2 separate regions of the Homo sapiens genome follow, and region 1 is linked to region 2. Evidence: read pairs that join two places in POLR2A ChIA-PET (ENCODE). Cell type or tissue: PC-3. All regions are shown on one strand. Each heading gives the region's core, and the rest is flanking DNA. Links, peaks and the distances in the headings are about the cores only. Region 1 has its middle 120 kb from the start of LIMCH1. Region 2 overlaps LIMCH1 (LIM and calponin homology domains 1).

The links. ChIA-PET counts read pairs that join two places held together with the same protein. Peaks named below come from ENCODE experiments on the same cell type or tissue, not always from the same donor. Only the 100,000 strongest peaks of a DNase experiment are listed, where the experiment ranks them.
Region 1: POLR2A ChIA-PET joins it to region 2 with 5 read pairs; 3 of 35 experiments call an interaction of 5 or more read pairs at or near these places.

What each region holds. Positions count from the first base shown.
Region 1 is chr4:41,414,377-41,419,756 of GRCh38, reverse strand. It overlaps a transcript of LIMCH1 not described here. Among named protein-coding and RNA genes, the nearest start is that of LIMCH1, 120 kb to the left of the region's middle. In PC-3, for the core only: no CTCF peak of the experiment used is centred there; no DNase peak of the experiment used is centred there; H3K4me3 peaks cover 648 bases.
Region 2 is chr4:41,569,663-41,575,042 of GRCh38, reverse strand. The region is part of intron 1 of LIMCH1 (LIM and calponin homology domains 1); the gene reads right to left. It overlaps LOC105374423 (a long non-coding RNA gene), which reads left to right. Exons shown (of 4, transcript XR_001741667.2): 1 at 1-5,380. Among named protein-coding and RNA genes, the nearest start is that of LIMCH1, 34 kb to the right of the region's middle. In PC-3, for the core only: no CTCF peak of the experiment used is centred there; no DNase peak of the experiment used is centred there; H3K27ac peaks cover 1,256 bases.

The DNA.
Region 1 (5,380 bases), core at 60-5,059, 160 kb after region 2:
AGGAAGAAAAGAAGGAGGGGAGGAAGAAAGGAAGGAGGAAGGAAGGAAGGAAGGAAGGAAGGAAGGAAGGAAGGAGGAAGGAAGGAAGGAAGGAAGGAAGGAAGGAGGAAGAAAGGAAGGAGGAAGGAAGGAAGGAAGGAAGGAAGGAAGGACGGAAGGAAGGAAGGAAGGAAGGAAGGAAGGAAGGAAGGAAGGGGAAAGGAAAGGAAGAAAATGTAGGCTCTTCCATAAGCTTCACAAGGAGAAAGGGTTATTGTAGGCATTAAAAAAAACTTAATGACTTGGCCGGGTATGGTGGCTCACGCTTGTAATCCCAGCACTTTGGGAGGCCGAGGTGGGCGGATCACAAACTCCTGTTTGAGACCAGCCTGGCCAACACAGTGAAACCCCGTCTCTACTAAAAATACAAAAATTAGCAGGATGTGGTGGTGGGCATCTGTGTTCCCAGCTACTCGGGAGGCTGAGGCAGGAGAATCTGTGGAACCCGGGAGGCGAAGGTTGCAGTGAGCTGAGATTGTGCCACTGCACTCCAGCCTGGGCAACAGAGCTAGACTCCGTCTCAAAATAATAAAATTAAATAAAATAAAATGAAATAAAATAAAATAAAATAAAATAAAATAAAATAAAATAAAACAAAACGTAGTGACTTAGAAATGTAAAATTCTGAGACACTTTACTGAGGCAGATTGTGAAGTGACTGGAAATTCAGAAGTGAAATAAGCCCTCTACCTTTCTGAAAGAATTTTAACACAATCCTTTGTGAAATGTGGATGACTTAAGATTCCAGCATCATTCCACATTTCAAATACCTATGTTTTATCACTGCTAACACTCATATCCTATGGAGATCAAAATATATGTTTGTTCTCTAGTTGAGAACAATAAACAATTGCTTGTTTGTTCATCTTCATACTGTTTCCTCCCCAACACAGTTTCTCTCTCTCTCTCTCTCTATCTCTCACCGTGTCAGCCCTTTAAAAGCCTGAGTTAACAGAGTTTCATGGTCACAAGCAGCATTCTAAAATTGGAATTTGGCTGCCTAACCACACACTAGCCCTGGAATTCTGCAAACGTCTGGGCCAGTGAGTGTGAGAAAGTTCTGTGGTAACAACAGTTTCTGAGGCAACAATCAGAGTTGGAATCCCACAGGCAACAAGGCGCAGGTGCCGGGCACGGAGGCTTGTCAACCAGACTGCAGGAGCGGCAGCCTGCTTCTCTCGGCACAGCTCTTGGCTGTGGGTGTTGAAGGCCTGGTGACTTCACTGGCACATAAACACTTAGTGATGGACTCCCAACGCAAACCTGGACTTTTTTATAGTCCTGTACATGCATGTGGCTGACCAAGATTCCTGTGCCAGATGCTTAAATAGCTGCTCACCCAGGTTGAGTCCCTCCCTCTTCACACCAGGTGAATGGAGAAAAACGCAGATGTAATTAAAATTTACAACTTCCATACAATCTAGAATAGAGTCTTTTGTTATATTAAATTTTTGAAAGTCAGAGAATTTGTTCCCTTATGGAAAGAGGCATTTCTGGCTGGAAAGCTGTAGTCTTTTTTACAGTCACTGAGATTTAATACTACATGACTTATTCGCTAAAACTTCACCTATCCTCACAAATATGATAAATGAAAGTCAAATGCAAGTGAATTGCTGAGACCCAGAAAACAAGAAAAGTAGTGGGTAGGGGCAGCTCTCTTTTGTTTCAAATGCACTATTTTAGCTCGAATTAAACAACTTTCATTGCCAAAATGACAAATAATTACATTAACATTTCAGTTATGTTAACATTTCATTTCTTGGCTACTTCTTTTTAAGAAAATGGATAGTTCCAAAGTGAATGATCATTTATTGCTTTATTTCATTAAATATAAAATAATACATGCTCATTGTAAAAAAAATTTTTCAAACCAAATTTTAAAATACCCTCTAGAGGCTGGGCACAGTGGCTTACAACTGTAATCCCAGCATTTTGGGAGGCTGAGGTGGGCGGCTCTATTGAACCCAGGAGTTCAAGACCAGCCTGGGCAACATGGTGAAACCACATCTCTACAGAAAAATACAAAAGTATTAGCCAGGCATGGTGGCACGTGCCTGTAGTCCCAGCTATTTGGGAGGCTGAGGTGGGAGGATCACTTGAGCCCAGGAGGTGGAGATTGCAGTGAGCCAAAATCACACCACTGCACTCCAGCCTGGGCAACAGAGCAACACTGACTCCCTGTAGAAAGAAACTCCCTCAGAAATCTAGTCTCCAGAGATAACGACTACTAATTCTTGGATGGATCGCCTATCAGGGTTGTTTTTCCTATGCTTAATAAATGGCTCTTCAGCTTGCTTCTGATTGATGCCCAAAACAGCGCACCTCTTCCTGTGCCAGTCACACAGTTTCTACTTCATCTGTAAACTGAGGACTCTGGATCTGGATTTCAAAGGGGTGTTGTAAAGATTAAATGAGATATTTGTTCAATGCTTAGAACAGGGCCTGGTGCATGCAGGAAAACAGGCTGTTTTCACCCGGAGTGACTCGATCTTGAAACAAAACCTCTGTGATGACCAATGTGTTCCCATATCATAGATAACCCCTCACAAAGAAACAATGCCTATAGCATAGATAACCCCTCACAAAGAAACAATGCCTATAGCATAGATAACCCCTCACAAAGAAGCAATGCCTATAGCACAGATAACCCCTCATAAAGATGGGTATCTAACCTCCCCAAAAGTCACAAATTTCACAAAAAAGTCTTAGAAATGACCAGTTGCACATGTCTTTGCCCTAAAAGCTTGCTATGTAAAGATATTTTTTGCAGGCCAAGTGCAGGGATCCACCATCTCTCAGCTGCCGGAGACACTGGTTCTATTTGTAAGTCCCTATTTCTTTCTGAGAAACTAGGTTTGTCAGCTTCTTTCTTTGGCCTGTCAGCTCCCTTGGCCTTTGGGGATAGGTTTGCCTAGACCAGTTCATTCACAGTAGAACAGCACATAATTTAAACATTCAGTAAATATTATCAGCTGCCTAATACTATATTGTGTGTGTGTAGCATCAGTGATTTAACAAATAACCTAGTGATAAAATTTTCTTTTTTTTTTTTTTGTTTTTGAGATGGAATCTTAGTTTGTTGCCCAGGCTGGAGTGCAGTGGCATGATCTCGACTCACTGCAACCTCCAATTCCTAGATTCAAGAGATTCTCATGCCTCAGCCTCCTGAGCAGCTGGGATTACAGGCGCCCGCTACCACACCCAGCTAATTTTTTTTTTTGTATTTTTAGTAGAGATGAGGTTTCACCATGTTGGCCAGGCTGGTCTCAAATTCCTGACCTCAAGTGATCCACCCACCTCAGCCTCCCAAAGTGCTGGGATTACAAGCGTGAGCCACAGAAAATATCAGTTGTTTCCAGTTCTCACTATTATGAAGCATACCAGGGTAAATATTATAGCTTGGGTTTCAATATTATTGTTATTATCGTGACCAGGTTTTAAAATCTTCTATTGCCTGGCATTTTGAAATTACAGAAACTATTTACATTTATTCATTTGAGCTCACATTAGCTATTTGCAGGAGACAAATCAGGTGTGAGGTTCATTGGGTTTCAGAGTAAATAAATTGCCCAAAACCACCCAGCAAAGTAAGCCTACAGCCACACCTTGACGCTGGTCACACAATCACTCAACAAATCTTTACTAAGTCAGTACTCAGCGCCAGCCTGAGTACTATACATAAAATACCCTCAAAGAACTCACAGTTTAATCGGTGGGCAAGTTATTCCTTTTTTTTTTTTCGAGACGGAGTCTCACTCTCTCACCCAGGCTGGAGTGCAATGGCGTGATCTTGGCTCACTGCAACCTCCACCTCCCGGGTTCAAGCGATTCTCCTGCCTCAGCCTCCTGAATAGCTGGGATTACAGGCGCGTGCCACCATGCCCAGCTATTTTTTTTTATTTTTAGTAGACACGGGGTTTCACCGTGTTGGTCAGGCTGGCCTCTAACTCCTGACCTCGCGATCTGCCTGCCCTGACCTCCCAAAGTGCTGGGATTACAGGCGTGAGCCACCGCGCTGTGTTCCCAGCATAATAATGGACATGTACACAAATAGCAGTACCAGACACATAGATAAAGGACAATAGCTAACCAAGGTCACAGAAGCATCACAGAGCTGGTGATGCTTCCAAAACCTGTCTCCTAAAGCAGACGACAGCTGTATGGGCAAGGCTGGGTTTCAGACTCCTGGGCCTCTCCTTTTTCTCCTGCAGCATGCTGCTTCAAAACCTCAAATAATTTAGATTATTTGTTCCAGCATGGAAATCATATACATATTATTGCCATAAAATTTCTCTTCAAGGAGGGGAGGGGGCAAGAGAGGGGATGGAAAGTTTAAAGAATTTTATTTTATCTATTTATCTAGATGGTTTTAAAAATCCATTATCAGGTCACCTCCCAATAATACATCTTCAGGACACACTACTGACATTCTCCACATGGCTTTCAGGAGCGAAAGGACAAAAGTTAATATGTTCTACAATATCAACATCAAAACAACAACAGAAATTAATCCCTCTGCATTTTCAGGAAGGTTACAAATTCGAGATGTTAAGGGTGGTACCCTTAATATTTATTTCTATTATTATTGTTAACTGTAGCTAGTAATTATTGAGCACTCACAAGGTACCAGCCTAAAGCCTTTACATGCGTCACCTCAATTAACCATCACAATGTCTCTATGAAACAGGTATTATATTGTTATTCCTGTAGTATATATGGAGGAGGGGGGATGAGGTTAAGAGAGATTAAACATCTAATAAGCGGCAAGAAAGACCTGGACTCAAACTAAGGTTTGATTCCAGAGTCCGTGTTCCTAACCACTCTATTGTGTTTACTTTCCATTTTATCAACATTTTCTTTTCAAGATATTGTGACCACAATACGTGTACAACATTCCTTAAAAGCATTAATTTTATTCTTTATATATTGAGACCCACTTGTAAGATTTAAGTTGCTTTAAAGCACAAATTATAAAACCTTATCATCATGGGTGACATCTAAATTTGAAATTGGCATTCTAGGAGTATGAAATTTCACACTCAGGACCAACATTAGACAAAGTCTTCCATGATGAGTAGTTGACACAGTGACATAATGCATAATTTTACATCAGGCTCCAGGTCCAGCATAATTTACGGTCATAACAAAAATGTCAATCGCCCGGTATCTGACATACGGATTTACAGTCTTAGCTGCGGCCAAGTCAAAGTGCATTAGATTAGTCTAGCGTGTCTAAACATCTGACTCTAATCACTACGGTAAGGATCAAGTCAGGCATTAGAGGCTTATAAGTATATTTCATGGAATGTGAGAAGTTGAGAGGAAAACAGTTTTTAAGGGG
Region 2 (5,380 bases), core at 88-5,087:
TGTGTGATTTCACATAATTGGGAGTGCATCAGTAGGATTTAAAAAGCCATAGAAATGAAATTGTGCTGAGTATTTCACAGACATTATTCTTTTCATTCTCACAACAGCCCTCCAAGATGAATTCAGTGGTTCCTAACTGACAGATGAGGAAATTAAAACCTAAAGCTCAGAGTGGTAAAATGATTTCTCCAAGGTCATACGGCCAGCAAGTGGTAGAGATGGGATTTAAACCTACCCCCAAGTGCCCAACCTATTTCGCTCCCTTACACAGTCTCATAAATGTTTTCCAGAAAGCAAAAAGCAAACAGCGTAATAGAATACTCGAGCCACATTTGAAGTCTTAATAGCTTACATTCAACACATTAAAACAATGACAGGGATGATGGTTAAGCTGATAGGTTTGTAGCCTGTGCTTGTCTCCCAGGGATGAGTCTGGATCCTAAAATATGAAAAGAGATGGGCACAGTGGCTCATGCCTGTAGTCCCAGCACTTTGGGAGACTGAGGCAGGTGGATCACCTGAGGTCAAGAGTTTGAAACCAGCCTGGCCAACATGGTAAAACCTCATCTCCATGAAAAATACAAAAAAATTAGCCAGGTGTGGTGGCAGTAATCCCAGCTACTTAGGAGGCTGAGGCTGGAGAATCACTTGAACCCGGGAGGTGGAGCTTGCAGTGAGCTGAGATTGTGCCACTGCACTCCAGCCTGGTCGACACAGCAAGGTTCTGTCTCAAAAAAGGAGAGGGGAGGGGAGGGGAGGGGAGGGGAGGGGAGGGGAGGGGAGGGGAGGGGAGGGGAGGGGAGGGGAGGGGATCTTCAAGGATATAAGTCAAAATCAAGATGGTCCTCTTCACACCTTCAACACATTTTATCTTTCTGAGACTTTTACTTGATGACCCCTGCCAGATCCCACCTGATTCTGTACTTAAGCTCTGCCTGGAATAAACCTAGTTCAACAAAACCCATGATATTTCCTGCCGCCTGAGTTTGCATTATAGGAAAGAGTTTTGTTTGAATAATTTAGCACAAATTCCCTCACAGATGGCATATAAGAGAGATTTGTCTTCCTAATTGTATTATAGACGGGAGCTTATGGCAAAGGTCCAGGACACAGAACTTTAAAAATAGCTCTTTAAGCTAATGACCTAATAGCCATTGGCTTTTATAATCCAGTATCTCCCCTTGGGTCCCTTATAATACTTTACACATGCAAAGTGTGTATTACAACCTTTATGAGGAGGACCTGACAACACGTCTCAAAAACCTTAAAAATGTGGGTTTTCTTTGATCTAGCAACTTTACTGCTGGGAATTTGTCCTAAAAAATGATCAGGAAAAAAAGAAGGTTTATGTGCAGTATTGCTCATCACAAGTTGATTTATAGTAGCTTAAAAATAGCAACCACCCAAATGCCCAGCAACAGGAATGCAGTTAAGCAATTTATTGCACATTGATGTGGGAAAAGGGTATACAGCCATCAAAATAGCATTTGCGAAGAATACTTAACAATATACGGAAGTCCTCATGATCAAGGTCCAGGGAAAATGAAGGCTGGAAAAGTGATGCACAGTGTAACCTCAACCATGTCATTTACATACATATCAACATACAGAGAAATTACTAGAGGAATGTCAACCAAATGCTAACAGTCTCTGAGTGGACTGCTATGCATGATTTTATTTGCCCCTTTATATATTTTTTAATTTTTATTTTTACATAGTGATTACATATCATAGTTAAATCTAGAAAAAGATGGCAATGATTTTTTAAAAAAGATTTTCTAAATTGATTGTTGATGCTGTTGACTTTCTCAGCTATTGGTTTTTTCCAGTGACAGCCAAGCCAATTAGACATGGACTATTTTTCTCTTGCCTTCTGTTGTCTGAAAATTCACTGCTTATTGGCATCACCACTGGTGCATAGAAAGAGGAGACACGACAGTAAACTTCAAAGCCATCGTTTTGGTAGGAGAGGCTGATTGCCATACATTGGTTTGGAGAAGATCTGAAAGTCCTACACTGGCTAACATTACTTGGAGATTTTCCTTATCTACATAACCCCTAATGCAGAAACTGTCCCATTCCTGTAGATAACCATATCTTGGTTTGAGGATCTAAGAACCTCTAAATTAGGTACTTCCGTGATGTCACTGAATAGCAGTAGCCTTTGGGAAGTGCCTGCCTCCTCTGAACACTCGTCTGACTCCTCTTTCAGTTTCCTCATTCCCGTTGCCTTATGTCTAGAAAGTTCTTAACCCACCTAAGAATTACTGACTAGGTCCTATCTAACTGCCAAGATACTGAAATCAAAACACAAACACCATGTGACAATACTCTGGTTGTGCGATTTCACAGACTCTAATTACAGTTCATTTCAGCCTGACCTTGCATTATTCCTTTCTGTGTTTTCTCATCCAAGCTTATGAGAGAATCTGTTTCACGTTATTTTCCTTGACCATTACTCATTTAAAATTTGCTACTAAGAGCCTTGCTTTTTTCTGCCAGAAAATCTTATCTCAGAGGTCCTTCTTTTTATTTACTTCACTGTCAAATTCCACATCACTCAAATTCCACTCTTAATTTTCCTTTTGGTATTAAGATGTCTCATATTTTCTTTCCTTAAGTAAAAAAAACTAGTATTGTAAAATATGCAATCTTGGACACTAAAATGTAATATAAAACCAAATCCAATGGTAATTCCCCTAAATCCAATGTATTGCCAATCGTCAAATTTTGTTTCTCTGTGGTTTCTAAACCCCCGAACTGTGTGTATCTCTATACAACTTATAATAATAATTTGAGTGGGGCACTTGCAAGATCATTGTCTTGCATCTGTGAAGATGTTGTTAATTGTGTTACATTTCCAGATGGAGCAGTGTTTAGAAAAGTTTGACAAAGCAGAATTCAGCTCAGCAGCTAACGTTTCTTTTTCTCATACTCAGTGCCCATCTCAGCCTCTCCATTTGCTCCCACCCCTATCAACAAACCAACCAATAATTATTTCTTAGAACTGCTCCTTTCATGTTTCATTCACGCTTAGGTAGAAATCATTGGAGATTAAAATATCCCCAGTCTCAAATATATTTCCAGTTTACTATAAATGAAAGGCTGCTTGCTATAAGGCACCCCTCAAGGAATTTCAGGCTCTGGTAAATACCTAATAAGAATAAAGGTTTCTGAGGTGGCAATGGTTTTCGACATCCTTGACATCAAACCCTATAAAAGCCATCTACTTCCCCTTCCTTTGAGGCCAGGCACCACACCACTCTGGAGACCCACTTTGAATCTTGTCATTACCTGCAGTGATACTGTAGATAATCCAGTATCATATTCCATGGCCGAACACATTATCCATCAGGCTCTTGCTCACCCTCAAAATGCACTAGTTCTTGGACCTCACACCAAACTTTTAACCTGTTGATCACCCAGTGGAACATGTTGGCTCCCTTATAAATTCATTGTTTCCAAATTCAGCTGAGTCCTCACTGAGGCCATAATTTTATCCCATTCCCCTCAACAACAAATCCAACCTCCTGCTTCTCTCTTCATATTCTCTCTGTGACACCCCTCCCACTTACTCTCAGACATCCTTGCCTGCTGCTGCCCTGAGAAAGTCAAGGCCTCCAGAAACGGCACTGTCAATACTCCATTCCTTTTTTATACACTCCTGTGTTCCGTCTCCTTTCCCCTGCTCCGAGGACAAAAGAAGTCTCTCCTTCCTTGTCAAAGTCATCCCTTCCTAACTTCCAAGACTTCACACTTATTTTCCCCTCTCTTCTCTGTCTCTGTCTTCATCTTTTTCTCACCAGTCTTCTCCTTGTCCTATAAACAAGACAAAAAACATTTCTACCCTAACGAACAGTCCTCCAAGGACTGTGTGGCTCCCTGAGCCACACATTCTCTCCTCTTCTTTCTCAGCTCTCCTGCCCACAAGAGTTGATCATAATCACAGTCTTTATTTCTCTCCTCCTGTTTGATCCCCCTCACAATCTGACTTCAATTCTCACCATCTGGTACAAATCCTCTTACGGTCAACAATCATTCCTTACTTGCTAATCCAAGGGACACTTTTCAGTTCTTGCAATGTGCTAAATCTCTACCTGCATTTGACACAGTTCATTACCTCCTATTTCTGCACTCTCCTTCAAATGGATGCTAGAATGCTCCACTTTCCACTGTTTCTCTGTTTCTTTTTCTCAGTCCTCTTCCTGAGTCCCTTTTTCTCCCCCAATCCTTAAACGACAGTTTCTCCAAGTCACACCCCATGGCCAATAACTCTCATCAGTCTATTTTTGTTGGGCGGTGCCATTCATCCTTCTGTCTTTAACCTTTGCCTAAATGTTATTGATTCTTGAATCCCTCTTGTCCGCCCAGAGCTACCTACTAAACATTTCTTTGCCACAAAATGTTCGGAGCAGGGCCACTGTTACAGATGGTGGAAATTATAATTTCCTCCTTTCCTCAAGTGCACAGGTCCAAACCAGGATTCATTCTTCCTCAAAATTAACACCTCTGCCTTAGCATAAGCATGCAAACCAAAATCAATACAGGCTAGTGTCTACTCCACTGCAACGCTAATGCAAAACATATCACTGAAGGAAAAGAGGGCTGATAGAACAAAAGCAAGGCTTAAACTTCAGATTCAAAGGCTCCTGTTGAAACCAGAGAGTCCCTACAGCAATTAAGTGGAAGTGAGGCCACATGTTTTGAAAGTATTTCTTTAACCCCTTGGAAAGCAAAGTTTTGTTAGTGCTATAAGCAGAATGCCTCAGGTCAGAGCTTCGCTGTAAGACTACTGGTTAAAGCACAGAATGGCCACAGAATTATGCGTGCCAGGCAGGCTTACTATTTTCAGCAGTCAAGCTGATGCAGCATATCTAATGTTTTGTGGAGGTCACAGAGTACATTGCCAAGGATACCGTTCTGTGTTACTGAGACACATGGTGACACTCATACCTAATATCCCACGCTGGGACCTGCTGTCCACCAACCATTCTGCAAACATGTGGTTCATGCTGGGCAGACCCTCAGCTGTGTCCTCAGCAATGATGCTATAAATGGCTGTCATTTAGTCTTATCTATTTACTCATGAAAGAGAAATTCAGTCACAATGGCCAGAGAAATGCAAAATAGATTAAATAGCATAGGAACTTTAAAGCATAAATCCTTTCCTGATGATGACGAGGAACAGAATTTTAATCAACAGGTTATTTTTCAGTGAACTAAAGTGAATTTGATGCACAGCTAATATTGAGAATCTGCTTTTAGTGGCATTTTTGGAGTCCTTATTATGTTTCATTATCTTTGAAACCCACTTCAATATTGAATATGGTCCTTGACTTGACTACTTTGACAATGCATCTCCAGTAATCCGAGTACATAC